Regions from separate parts of the Mus musculus genome. Here region 1 is linked to region 2. The links are chromatin contacts, found by Hi-C or POLR2A ChIA-PET in ENCODE. All regions are on one chromosome and are shown on one strand. The core of a region is the stretch at or near the end of the contact, and the rest is flanking DNA. Distances in the headings are between cores, read along the strand shown.

Region 1 (5,817 bases), core at 942-3,441, 130 kb before region 2:
ATTAAAGATTATATTAAGAAGCAAAACATTCAAGAACCATTTTGAAACAAGCAAAAATATTTCCTTACAATTAGTGTGTCAAATCACTTACAAATAGTTTTGACACTGAAATCTTTCAAAAGACAGAATCTCTATGATTTATAAATAATCATCCAGATCCTATTAGAAGCCAATTTGGGACTGTTTTTTAAACTCTTTGGTAATTCCCTACTCAAGTGTTCAATTTATGGCATTCTACAATGACACCTACTGGCCACTGAAAATCAACCATTAGTTCTCTCAAACAGAGTGGGCTGGTTACATAAGAGAGACACAGAAACACACATGCTCTCTCTTAAATCAAACTACCTAAAGGCAAATATTTGTTTTCAATATGTAAACACCGTATTTTTTGTATGTAAAGCACTATAGAATTTCACCTAAAGCAAAATGTAAGCTTTCTTTGTGACCAAAATACCATTATTCTTGTAAAAAGATAAAAGACAAGCAATAAAACACCAGTATCATTTAAATTTTTTTATTTAAAGCACTGACAAATACCTCAGTGTGCTGGACATTTCAAAACAAATACTAATGACCCATTTCTACTCAAACAATATTTTGAGAGAAAAATTCTAGCTTTATATGTATATGCATAAATGTTTATGTATATGTATGTTTATGTTATGTATATGTATAAATATTTATGTATAAATGATCAATAGTAGAAAAAGATTACATCTTAGAAAGTTTTTCTAACATGTAGTTAAATAACAAGCCCAGAAAGACAATATACTTCCTGGATACATTTGTCCTCATCGTCTAACTTGACGGCAGCATCTCAGGCCTCTTACATTTTAATAATTTATAGTGCTACTTTTTAAAGATATTTTTCCAATGAGTTATAAAAGTGCCCTTCCACAATATTCGCCGACAGGGATTTGTTTAGGACTGTATTTCACCATTCAAACCGTGGATTTAAAAGACTTTTCAAAACAAAATAGTTTTAAATTTGTACATAAATTTTATCTATGTCCATGACATTCAACGAACTTATTTTTTTAAGCCTAAGGCATAACTCACAACTAGCTTCCTAGACTTAACAAGGGAAATCACTTAAAAGTTGACACTCCTCTGCTAAGATTCCCAACTTATTTTCACAGTCCTTAACACTGGGGGCGAGTTGTCTACCAATTTACTGTTCATTTTCTAATCTACATTTATCTTCGTCTATAGATTTAAAAGGCTCTCCACTTTTCTGAAGGTTAAAGCCGCAAAGCAAATTCCTGTACTACAAAACACGAATCTGACAACATTCCTCTAAAGCTAACATCGTGTTGTCTCGCAACCAAAGTCCATATTTGGGATAAGCGCTTCGTGACTACTCTTGCCTTCACGCTGTCCTCCTCCTACAGACCCTGCCTCGGTAGAGAGAACGCTGGAGCCAACAAGAACAAAGTGCTCAGATACATCAATGGGTTGCAGAGCTCTTCTTCTACCAGGGTCAGTCGAGTTACTTGGAAAAATAACTGCCATGGGTTACATAATGTACAACCACCAATTTCTAGAGCTGACCACCAATAAATATCTTTCTTCTCCGCACCTCTCCCCATCCCAGCAAACGGCCCTAAGAACACCTAGGATTTCACGCAGGTGTCTGCAATACCACGTCCTTCTCTTACCTGAGGCTTCTTGCAAGACATCCCTTCAGCCCTCACTACCTGTGTCTTGCTCCCGCCTCCTTCCCGCCTCAGCCCGCGCCACCGACACCCTAACGCCCTTGCTAGGGCCCCAAGTTGCCCCACAACACTCATCCCCAAGCCGCCTCGGCAGACGCCTTCTCCTCACGACCCTCCCGAGCTTGCTCCCAGGTCTGCAGGGCTTCGGATCCAACAGTCCTGCTGCCTTCCCACTTCACCTTCGTCAGCTCCCGACTACGGCGTCCGAAGCCGGAGGAGAAATTCCTCTTCACCCGGCACCGTGCGCCCCCCCCCCCGCAACCCCCCCAAGACAGCACCGCCGCCTACCTGTCACCCCGCAGCCTCAGGCTTCCTACCGCCACCGCCACCGCCACCGCCTCCCGCAGCAGCCTGCCAACTGCAGCATAACAACCAGCCTTCTCATTGAGTGGGCCCACGCGCTTAATAACAACCGCTCTCATTGGCTGCGCTATGACTTTGGCCCGCCTCTCGGTGCTCCGCCTAAAGATTCCGTCCTGGAGCAAGACAAACACGGCTTTATCGTCCTTCTCCTCAATATCTTCTACCTCAAGCAGACTCCAGCTGCAAAGTGTGGGAAATAATCTCTACTTCCAGGCTCCTTCATGTCATCTCTACGTTGTCTGGGAGCCTTGCGCCAGTACCGGAACGTTTACCATCTCCCCCATTTTCCTGTCGTAAGAAACTAGAGGAAACAACGTCCGTTTCCGGTTGTCTCCGGCTGTAAGGTTGAATATTGAGTGTCCCGGGAGGTCAGATTGCTGTCAGGTAATTTAGGGAGCTGGTGGGAGACTTCTGGATTACGCATAATCTAAACTTTATCCAGGGAATGCAGAAGTGGAGAGGGCTGAAGGGATCCGATAAGACCGGGAGAAGATCCGGGATCTAGCTAGGGAGCGCCGCTGCAAGGTTCTTGCTGGGCTGTGTTGAGGCGGATGAAGGATGTCTTGAGAATTACGATGGTTGTTAAATCCCAGAGATGTTTTAAACCGCCGCTACCAGATGCAATGTACTCCTCGCCTCCTGGCTTTTTGGGTTGTATTTGAATAGGGTAAAGAACAGCTCAGACCCGAAAATACTTAAAACTAGAAGAAATAATTGCAACGGTTGCTTCACAAGCTTGTATTTTAAGTACGGTTTCCCAAATATAAGTGTTTACGACACAGTGCTTAAGTGAAAAAGAGCAAGTCACAAAATCAAGACTACTGCATAATCCTAGGATTAAGGATTGGATACTAAAGTAATAGCAGTTCATTTGTATTTTCCCATATTTTAATGGTCATCTCAGTTTTTAAATGAGGGAAATTTGAGATACACCCTTGAAAATCCCTGATAAACTGTAAAATTATATGTAATGGATGTAACATTCTTCTTCCTTAGGGAAAGCAAGTCAACATTTCCCCAGTGCTAGATAGAACAAGCCATCGTTAGTGAAGGTTGATCATCACCAAACTTTTGAGTTCACTTCTGACATAGGCAGATAGCATTTAAATTTTCCATAATTATGTGTTCATTCATGGTTGAATCCTTTTTTTTTTCTGTTCTTAAACGGACAGTTCTAAAGGTGAAATAATTTCCTGTTGTTGAGCCCTCAGTGCAGTAGAACTCGCTCATTCTGTGGAAGAGGAGAGAACCAGTTGGATTAGGTTGCCCTCTGACCTCTGCATGAACATCCACACACACACACACACCACACATGACTTTAAAGAAATACTCTTAAAAATAGGAGCCCAGCATGATGCACAGGCTTGTACTCCTGGCAGTTGGGAGACAGAGACAGAAGGAGTAAGAGTTCAAAGTTTCCCTGGCTACATACCAAGTTTGAGGTGAGACTGAGCTTTGTGAGACTGTCTCAAGTAAATAAACAATATTCTTGTAAGATAGGGGTGGCTCATACCCCAGTGATACAGTAATGTGTGCTTTATTTGGAAAAAAAAATCTAATAAACATATTCAATGTCATGCACATTCAGGAATTTCTCTTAAGAGATAACATCCAGTAGAAATGCAATGGAAGCCATATATGTAAAATTAAAATTTCTAGTAGACAGTAAAAGTAAAAAACAAATTCATCTAACCCAGTATGTTAAACATATTTAAGCCTGAAGCCTGGTGTGGTTGCCTTTAATCCTAGCACTTGGGAGGTAGAGGCAGGTGAGTCTCAGAGTTCAACACTAGTCTAGTATACAGAGCAAGTTCCCGGACAGGGCTACACAGAGAAACCTTCTCTTGAATAAATATGTATATTTATATATACTATTAATGAATTATTCTACATTTCATGCTGTCAAAAATGTATGTACTTTATATATGCAGTATATATGTATATGTGTATATATATATGTGTATATATATATATATATATATATATATATATATATACACACACATATATTGTTTTCATAAATATAAATACTTGGTCTGTATTTGTATTTTTAGGTTGAAAAACTACACTTGAAAAAAGTATTCATACACCCAGATAAGTCCAAATACACTTCAGTATTTTCTTATAATTGATTTAAGAGTTTGCTTTGATACTTGCTACTCTTCCAGAGGACCTTAATTGGGCTCCTAGCACCCACACCAAATGGCTCACAATCACCAACTATTTATTACTTCAGCTTCCAGGAATCTAATACCCCTCTTCTGGCATCCAAGGACACTCCCATGCACATCACACACACACATACCACAAATAAAATCTTTTTAAAAAGAATTTATTTTGAAATTTAAATTAATTAAAATTCCCAGTTCCTTAGCTCTTTAGCCACATTTTAAATGTTAAAAGCTACCAAATGAGACAGCACATATCCAGGAGAGGACTTGGTGGCCATACATATCTGAATGTCCTTTCTCCCACCACCCTTACCTCCGCACCCACCCACCCCCACCTTGATTTTTGAGACAGGGTTTCTCTGTGTAGCTCTGACTGTCCTGGAAGTTGCTCTGTAGACCAGGCTGCCCTCCAGCTCAGAGATCCTCCTGCCTCTGCCTCCTGAGTGCTGGGATTAAAGATGTGCGCCACCACGCCTAGCAAGTGCTCCATTTTCTAGGTCATGCCAGTTTCTTCAGAACATTGGTGCTCAGTTAGTCTTACCACTTAGATATGAAAATGGAAGGCACACCACAGGGTGTTCTCTGCATTCTCCAACTTGCAAGATAGATTTTAGTTCTTGTTATATGAAAGAATAGAAGTCCAGAAGGACTGAGTGATTTTCCTGCATTTCTTAGCTACAAGTATTCATAAAAAGGTAAATTTAAACTCTTCCATCGAACATTCGAGATTTTATTTTTGATTTATACCTATTTTGAAATAATAGTAATTTTTGTTTTACATTTTGAGATGGGTTCACATGATGGTGCCCATTATCAGCCTTAAACTCGTGTGAAGTGGGCCTCCTGCCTTAGCCTCTCAGGTGGCTCTAACTACATGCATGTGTGCCTTCCTTCAGCTAAGGTATAATGTTTAAAAAGAAAACAAAGACTCCTTAGATATATGTTTATTCATCTTTATCTTTTGGAAATAACTATAGAAGAATTTTTTCTAAAATATTGTAATTAGATAAAATATATTGGCTTTATTAAAGAAATTTGTGCAAGAGAAATGAGTATAGAGTTTCATGTTTTCCTTCAAAAACTTACATTGCAAATTAATATTTTGAGTGTTGTTGTCTTAACTTGTATTTCGTGGCTACATTTTAATTTTTCGAATATGGAGATCTTTAACATAATGTTCTGTGATTTAACTTTTGGAGTGGGGGGTGGGCAGTGTTTGATACAGGGTTTCCTCTGTGTAACAGAGCCCTGGAATTCCACCTGTAGACCAGGCTGACAAAGAACTCACAGAGCTTCACCTGCCTCTGCCCCTCAACCGCTGGGTTAAAGGCATGCATCACTATGCCCAGCTGATTTCTTTACATTTTTATAAATTTTAAGTTTTGGTTAATTCATTAGTTACTGTGTTCATTTTTTCCTATATCCTAGTATTACTGTTTAATGAAATGAGCATTTCATATAGTGTCTTCAGCATATACTAATAAATCTTATTTTTCTCTGTTTTGTAAAATCCCATTTTGAAAGATCCTGTCCTACTGTTGGACTCCTCCTATTATTAAGTGGAG
Region 2 (5,763 bases), core at 2,003-4,502:
TTACAACATTATTTAAAAGTTATTTTTTTGTTTATGTTTTCAAGACATGTTTTCCCTGTGTAGCCCTGGCTGTCTTGGAATTTGCTCTTGTAGACCAAGCTGGCTTTGAACTCACAGAGATCTGTTTACTACTGCCTCCAAAGTGCTGGGATTAAAGGTGTGTGCCATCATGCCCTTCTAAAAGTACCCCCGGCCTTAAAAAAAAAAAGATTTATTTATTTATTTTATGTGTGAGTACACTGTTGCTGTTTTCAGACACACCAGAAGAGGGCATTGGATCCCATTACAGATGGTTGTGAGCCACCATGTGGTTGCTGGGAATTGAAATCAGGACCCCTGGAAGAGCAGTCAGTGATCTTAACCACTGAGCCATCTCTCCAGCCCCCTAAAAGTTCTTGCTACAACATTTTTGTCTTCTCAGCATGCTCTCCTATATAGAAAGGGCATATATACTGTTAAATTTTAGTTATCCAAGTATTATTTATAAGAACTCTGTAAGAGTGAGAAATAAAACTTGATACACAAGAAAAAATAATGTCATATACTAGTGAATGAATGAATTAAGAGTTTGAGCTGGGTCTGGTGAACACAGGCCTAGAATCCTAGAATCCTATTGAGAGGCTGAGGTTAAACGACATTTTTACCATGGGTTGTAAGACTAGAGGTTAGTAGAGAAATGCTCTGGGAAAGAGTAAGACATACCCGAGTATGGTTACAGGCTCTGCCGGGGACAGCTGTGTCCTATTATTTTATGGGATATATATTCTGTAGCTGAGTTACATGGTTTACACTTTTCCTTTATTATTTTGTGTGTTCCATATCTGCATTGACATGCGTACAGCATCGCACACACGGAGGCTACCTGTGTGGGTGTGGTTTTTTTTTTTTTTTTCTTTCTTTTTACTTTTACAAGTCATCAGTCTTTGGGAGCAGGGAAAAATATTTACTAGTTGTACCACCTGCTCCAGTCCTTAAGTAACAAGTTTTAAAGTGTAATTTAGATCGAGGCTTAAAGGCTAAAGGCTTAGTTTTAATTTTATTATGTTTATGTGTGTGGGCACACATGCCCTGGCACACGCGTGGTTATCAGGGGACAACTTGTAGAGCTGATTCTCTCCTTTGCTTCCTGTCCTCTTCCACCACAAGGCCTCCAAGAGAGTAACACAGAAAATGTGTTGATACTTTGTCTCCTTCCACTGGAGCGGCTCCACCGGATAAAAAAGGAAGCCTACATGTTCAGACTGGTAGAAATAAAGATATTTGTTATTTTATTTGTGTTTTTCTGTATTTAAAAGTGTATCTAGCCAAAGACTTTTTTTTGTCTTTATAAAGTCAAGTAAGGGTCTGGAGAGAATGCTTTTCGGCCTCTATGCTGACTGCTCGGAAGACCTTTGTCTTTGCTAAAAACCCGGCCCAGGATGCGAGCCAGGGCTCAGAGACGCTGCGCCTGCTGCCACGTCTGCTTTCGGTTTCTGGGCGTCTCCATTTTGCGGACCCTAAAGCACGCAGCGAAGTCTCTGAGACCTGAGCCTCTCAAGCGGCCACTTAGGGCCGGACAGGTACGTGACCTGCGCGGTGTAACTGGCGCGCTACTCGCGACGCTGCGCGAGCCTGGGACCCTAAGTCCCGGGCCGCTGTGCCGTGCGCGTTCTAGCCCGGCAAGGAGGTCGCTACGAGTCCGGCGCCGGCGCTGGCGCACAGGGGATGGCGGGCGGAGCCCGGGAGGGCGCGGAGGACTGTAGCTCCTTTACTGGCTTTGCTGGCTGGGTAAGAACCAGGGCTCAGGGCGACCACAGGTGGCAACAACTCCCAGTTCAAGGAGGCCTGGTGTGTTCAGGGGATGGGATCTTCAGGGAAGTGACCCTTAATGACCCTAAGGCACCCCGGAGCTGTAGTGACTGCATTGAGGACTGGAGGGAGCACCCATAAACCCCCAAGGGGGAGCATTCCTGTGTTCCTGTCGGAAAACTAAAGATTAACTTTGCTGGCCGAGCCACAATTAGTCAAGCACAAAACATCTAGAGAATTACTCATTTCCTGGAGTTGAACTGTCCAGTTTCCAGCTTTCCTTTCGAAAAGTTGGTTCTCTCTCTCTCTCTCTCTCTCTCTCTCTCTCTCTCTCTCTCTCTCCCTCCCTCTCTCTCTCTCTCTCTCTCTCTCTCTCTCTTTTGGTGGACAAGTTCGCTGGAAGTAAATTCAAGGAGTCTAATTAAATCCTCCGGGTTCAGGTAACCTTCGAAAAAAAATTTTTTAACAGTAAAAGGGGTGGGGCCAGAAGGGAGTGTCATATGTCAGGCCTTGACCAATAGGGATGATCTAAAATTTAAAACCTAAGAAGAGATTTTAGATAAAAGGTCGACCTCCTAGTTTACAAAAGGTTCTGAACAAAGCAGAAAGCTCAGCTCTCTGGTATCACAAACAAGCTTGGTTTGTAAGCAAATTATTTTTTTATTTTATTTTTTGGTATTCTGAGACAGGACTCTATTCTCTATACAGCCCTGGCTCTCCTTAAACTCACTGTGTAGCCCAGGCTGCCCTAGACTGTGCAGAGATCCACCTGTGTCTGCCTCCTGATTGGATTACTAGGATTAGAGAGTATGTCGCTATTAGTCACTGTTCCTGGGAGTCCACCAGAGATAACCACGTAGCCAAAGTTCATAGCCTATTGAAAGTCTTTATTCCAACCAGCTGGGATGACACTTAGGTACTGTGTGTATTCAGTGACCAATGTCCAGAGCACAGGGTTTCTGAAGGCAGAGACCTCACTTGGCAGCTGGAGCGGGGGGGGGGAGTGGGGGGGGGGTGGGGGGTGGGGGGCGGGGTGGGGCGCGGAGGTGGAGGCTTTGGGTAAGCAAGCGATTTGACCGCTAAAATCTTCTCTCAGCAGCCGACCCCACCCCCGCCCGCCCCCAAAGCTGGGCGTACACCACCACACTCAGCTTCAATGGATTTTTCCAGAAGTTTTATGTTGTACATTGTTTTTGATGACATTTAATTCTTTAGCAAGTCACCACTTGCTAACCTAGTTTCCCAAGCTGCGAGAAACCCGGGTGGGGGGTGGGTGGGTGGGAAGTGGGGTGTTTCCTTCCTTCAGAGAAGTAGCATGGGGGGCGGGATTTGGGGTATGTGCGGTCTTTGGGGTTTTCTTTCTTTTTTTTTTTTTTTTTTTTTTTTTTGAGCCTTGACTGGTCAGTTTCGCCCCTAGAGGCGGAAGTTGGCTTCCTCTCTGGCTTCCTGTAACTTTCCTCCGCCCTCTTGTTAGGATTGTGGAATTCAGCAATGGCCTCGATTCAGTTTTGGTGAAATGGCGGCCATTCTCATCTTCTCGGAGCCCTTCTCTTTGCTCACACTCGCGATTCTGCCCCCGCAAGAGTACTCTGGGGACGTCCTTATCGCTGGGAGAGAGCGGTCGCATCTCATTCCTGAACCTGTTGGGCTCGCTGGGCGCGTCACCTGGCTAGCAGCTTGGGCCAGCTCCGCAGGCTAACTTTCCTGGACGCCTACTGAAGAGTCTGCTCCTCTCTGTGTTCTTTCCAGTGTCTCGTTCGATCCAGTTTTCTGGTGGTCTCCAGCGAAGACAGGCGACAAAGCCGTTGTTGAGTGGGATGGGCCGGCGACCGCCCGGTGTGAGTAATCCCAGAACCCCTCCTATTCTTGCAGTTCCCAAAGGGACTTGGGAAGTTGGAGAGCTGACTCCTGATTAATGTAGGAAAGTGTTCGTTTCCTATCTTCCACTCTTGGTTCCTTCTGTGCTTTTTGGGGATCCACTCACAGCACCTCCAGACTTGTGGCACATTCAAATCCAAGTCTTTCTTGAAGAGAGCCAAAGACTTATTAAATTAAACTTGTTACTGGACTCAAATGCCTCCTTGTTAATTTAGTGTGTGACTCTGGATGGCGTGAAATTTCGAACAAGGTACTTGGGTGTTTTTTGTTTGTTTCTATAATCCCAGCGTAGAGGCTGCCTGGACAAAGCTCAAGGACAGCTTATCCTGGCAAGAAGCCTGCTGGCCAAGAGTGAGGCAGTGAGGGTTTGGCCCAGGGCCTTCCTATACTCAAAGCATTATTTCTCTTAAATCTCAGAAACAAGAAGCACTACCTGTGTTATGACGCCCTAGCTGACCTTCACCTCTGGGAAGACTTGACACCCCACCTGGGGCAGCTGTCTTGCTCCTTACTAAGGATTTTACTTCTTATTTTGCATTGCATTTTAATATCCAAAACCTTTCAGGCAAGTTATAATATAAATAAAATATACCTGCAAAGTAAATACAGACACTGCCCCCACCTCCCACGAGTCCATTCCCTAGCGACAGCCAGAGGTGGCTGGTTCTAGTCACATACATTGGTGTACTCAAATACAGTCTTTTGGTTGCCTTTAAAAAAATTGGGAATCTTCCCTTGGCCCCAGCCATCCAGCTCCTTTTCGTATTCTTTCTCCAAACAGTCTTTCAGAACAGATGTTTGTGGTGTTGTTTTTCTGTTTCCATCCTAGTTTCCCCTCCTTCCCCATCTTGTGCAGTGGCCACTTGGATTTGTTTCATTGGCTCTTTTTTTTTCTTTCTTTCTCCTCCCTCTTCAATTCTTAGCTTTGGGGAACAATTTCTTCCTTTGTGTCACTATTGAAAGAAAAAGACTGTGTGTGTGTGTGTGTCTGTCTGTCTGTGTGCCCTTGTCTTTCTAGGTAAAATTGAACTCTTTCTGCTCTTTGTACCTTATTCTATATTTATGCTCATTCGATGATCTGTACTCATAGCCACTTTTTCTTTGTCCATTTAATGCCAGAAAACAACAACAACAACAACAACAACAAAGACAACAACAACAAATCTTAGCTTCATTATTTTCCTCTTTCTGGGGTTTCTTTGGTTGAACACATTGAAAGAATTAAGTTCTGCCAACTCGGTATCAGATTTACCACTTATTCGAGACTGTGTTCTGCATTGAACTCTTCAGTTGAAGAAGACTGTGGTATCTTCTGATTTTTTTGTTTGTTTTTTGTTTTTTTTTCGAGACAGGGTTTCTCTGTGTAGGCCTGGCTGTCCTGGAACTCACTCTGTAGACCAGGCTGGCCTCAAACTCAGAAATCCGCCTGCCTCTGCCTCCCAAGTGCTGGGACTAAAGGCGTGCGCCACCACACCCGGCTGTATCTTCTGATTTTGAAGACAGCACTTCACTATAGCCCAGGCTGGTTTGCAACTCACCACGCAGCACAGATTGGCCTTGAATTCTCCAAATCCTCCTCAGCTTCCCAAGCGCGAAGATTACTGACATGAGCTCCTGCACCCAGGTCTTTCACAGTTTTTGATCTACATTTAATACCTCAGTTTTTATTTACTTATTTGTTTATTTGATGTATGTGAATAAAATGTAGCTGTCTTCAGACACACCAGAAGAGGGCATTAGATCCCATTACAGATGGTTGTGAGCCACCATGTGGTTGCTGGGAATTGAACTCAGGACCTCTAGAAGAAGAGCAGTCAGTGCTCTTAACCGATGAGCCATCTCTCCAGCCCACCTCAGTTTTTCAGTGTGATTGAAAACTCCACTTGCTTTAACTACTTTCAAGGTTTAGTGTGCTTTGAAGTAAGTGACTTCCTTCAAAGATCTTGTTTTACAAGTGGGAACCAGAGCTTCATGGACCTGTGAAATGTTCCATGTTTAAAAGTCCCCCTTTGCCTTATATTTCTGTGATCTTTTAAAAAATACTTTTTTTCTCTTGTAGCTTTAGTTTTTGGTTTTGTTTGAGACTGAGTCTCCTGG

What was found. Hi-C counts contacts between places; a loop is a spot of excess contacts on that map. ChIA-PET counts read pairs that join two places held with the same protein, here RNA polymerase II (POLR2A).
Region 1: a map of heart shows a loop between it and region 2 (2.9-fold over the local background). The contact joins the promoter of Ndufb3 here to the promoter of Cflar in region 2. A Hi-C loop is called at or near these places in 1 of 37 maps with a recorded cell type or tissue (heart). POLR2A ChIA-PET finds 5 or more read pairs at or near these places in 1 of 5 experiments (Patski).

Annotation. Positions count from the first base shown.
Region 1 is chr1:58,584,206-58,590,022 of GRCm38, forward strand. Ndufb3 (NADH:ubiquinone oxidoreductase subunit B3) reads left to right here and starts at 2,192. Exons shown (of 3, transcript NM_025597.3): 1 at 2,192-2,465. It overlaps Fam126b (family with sequence similarity 126, member B), which reads right to left and starts at 2,128. Exons shown (of 13, transcript NM_001310598.1): 1 at 2,007-2,128.
Region 2 is chr1:58,710,034-58,715,796 of GRCm38, forward strand. Cflar (CASP8 and FADD-like apoptosis regulator) reads left to right here and starts at 3,253. Exons shown (of 10, transcript NM_207653.6): 1 at 3,253-3,626.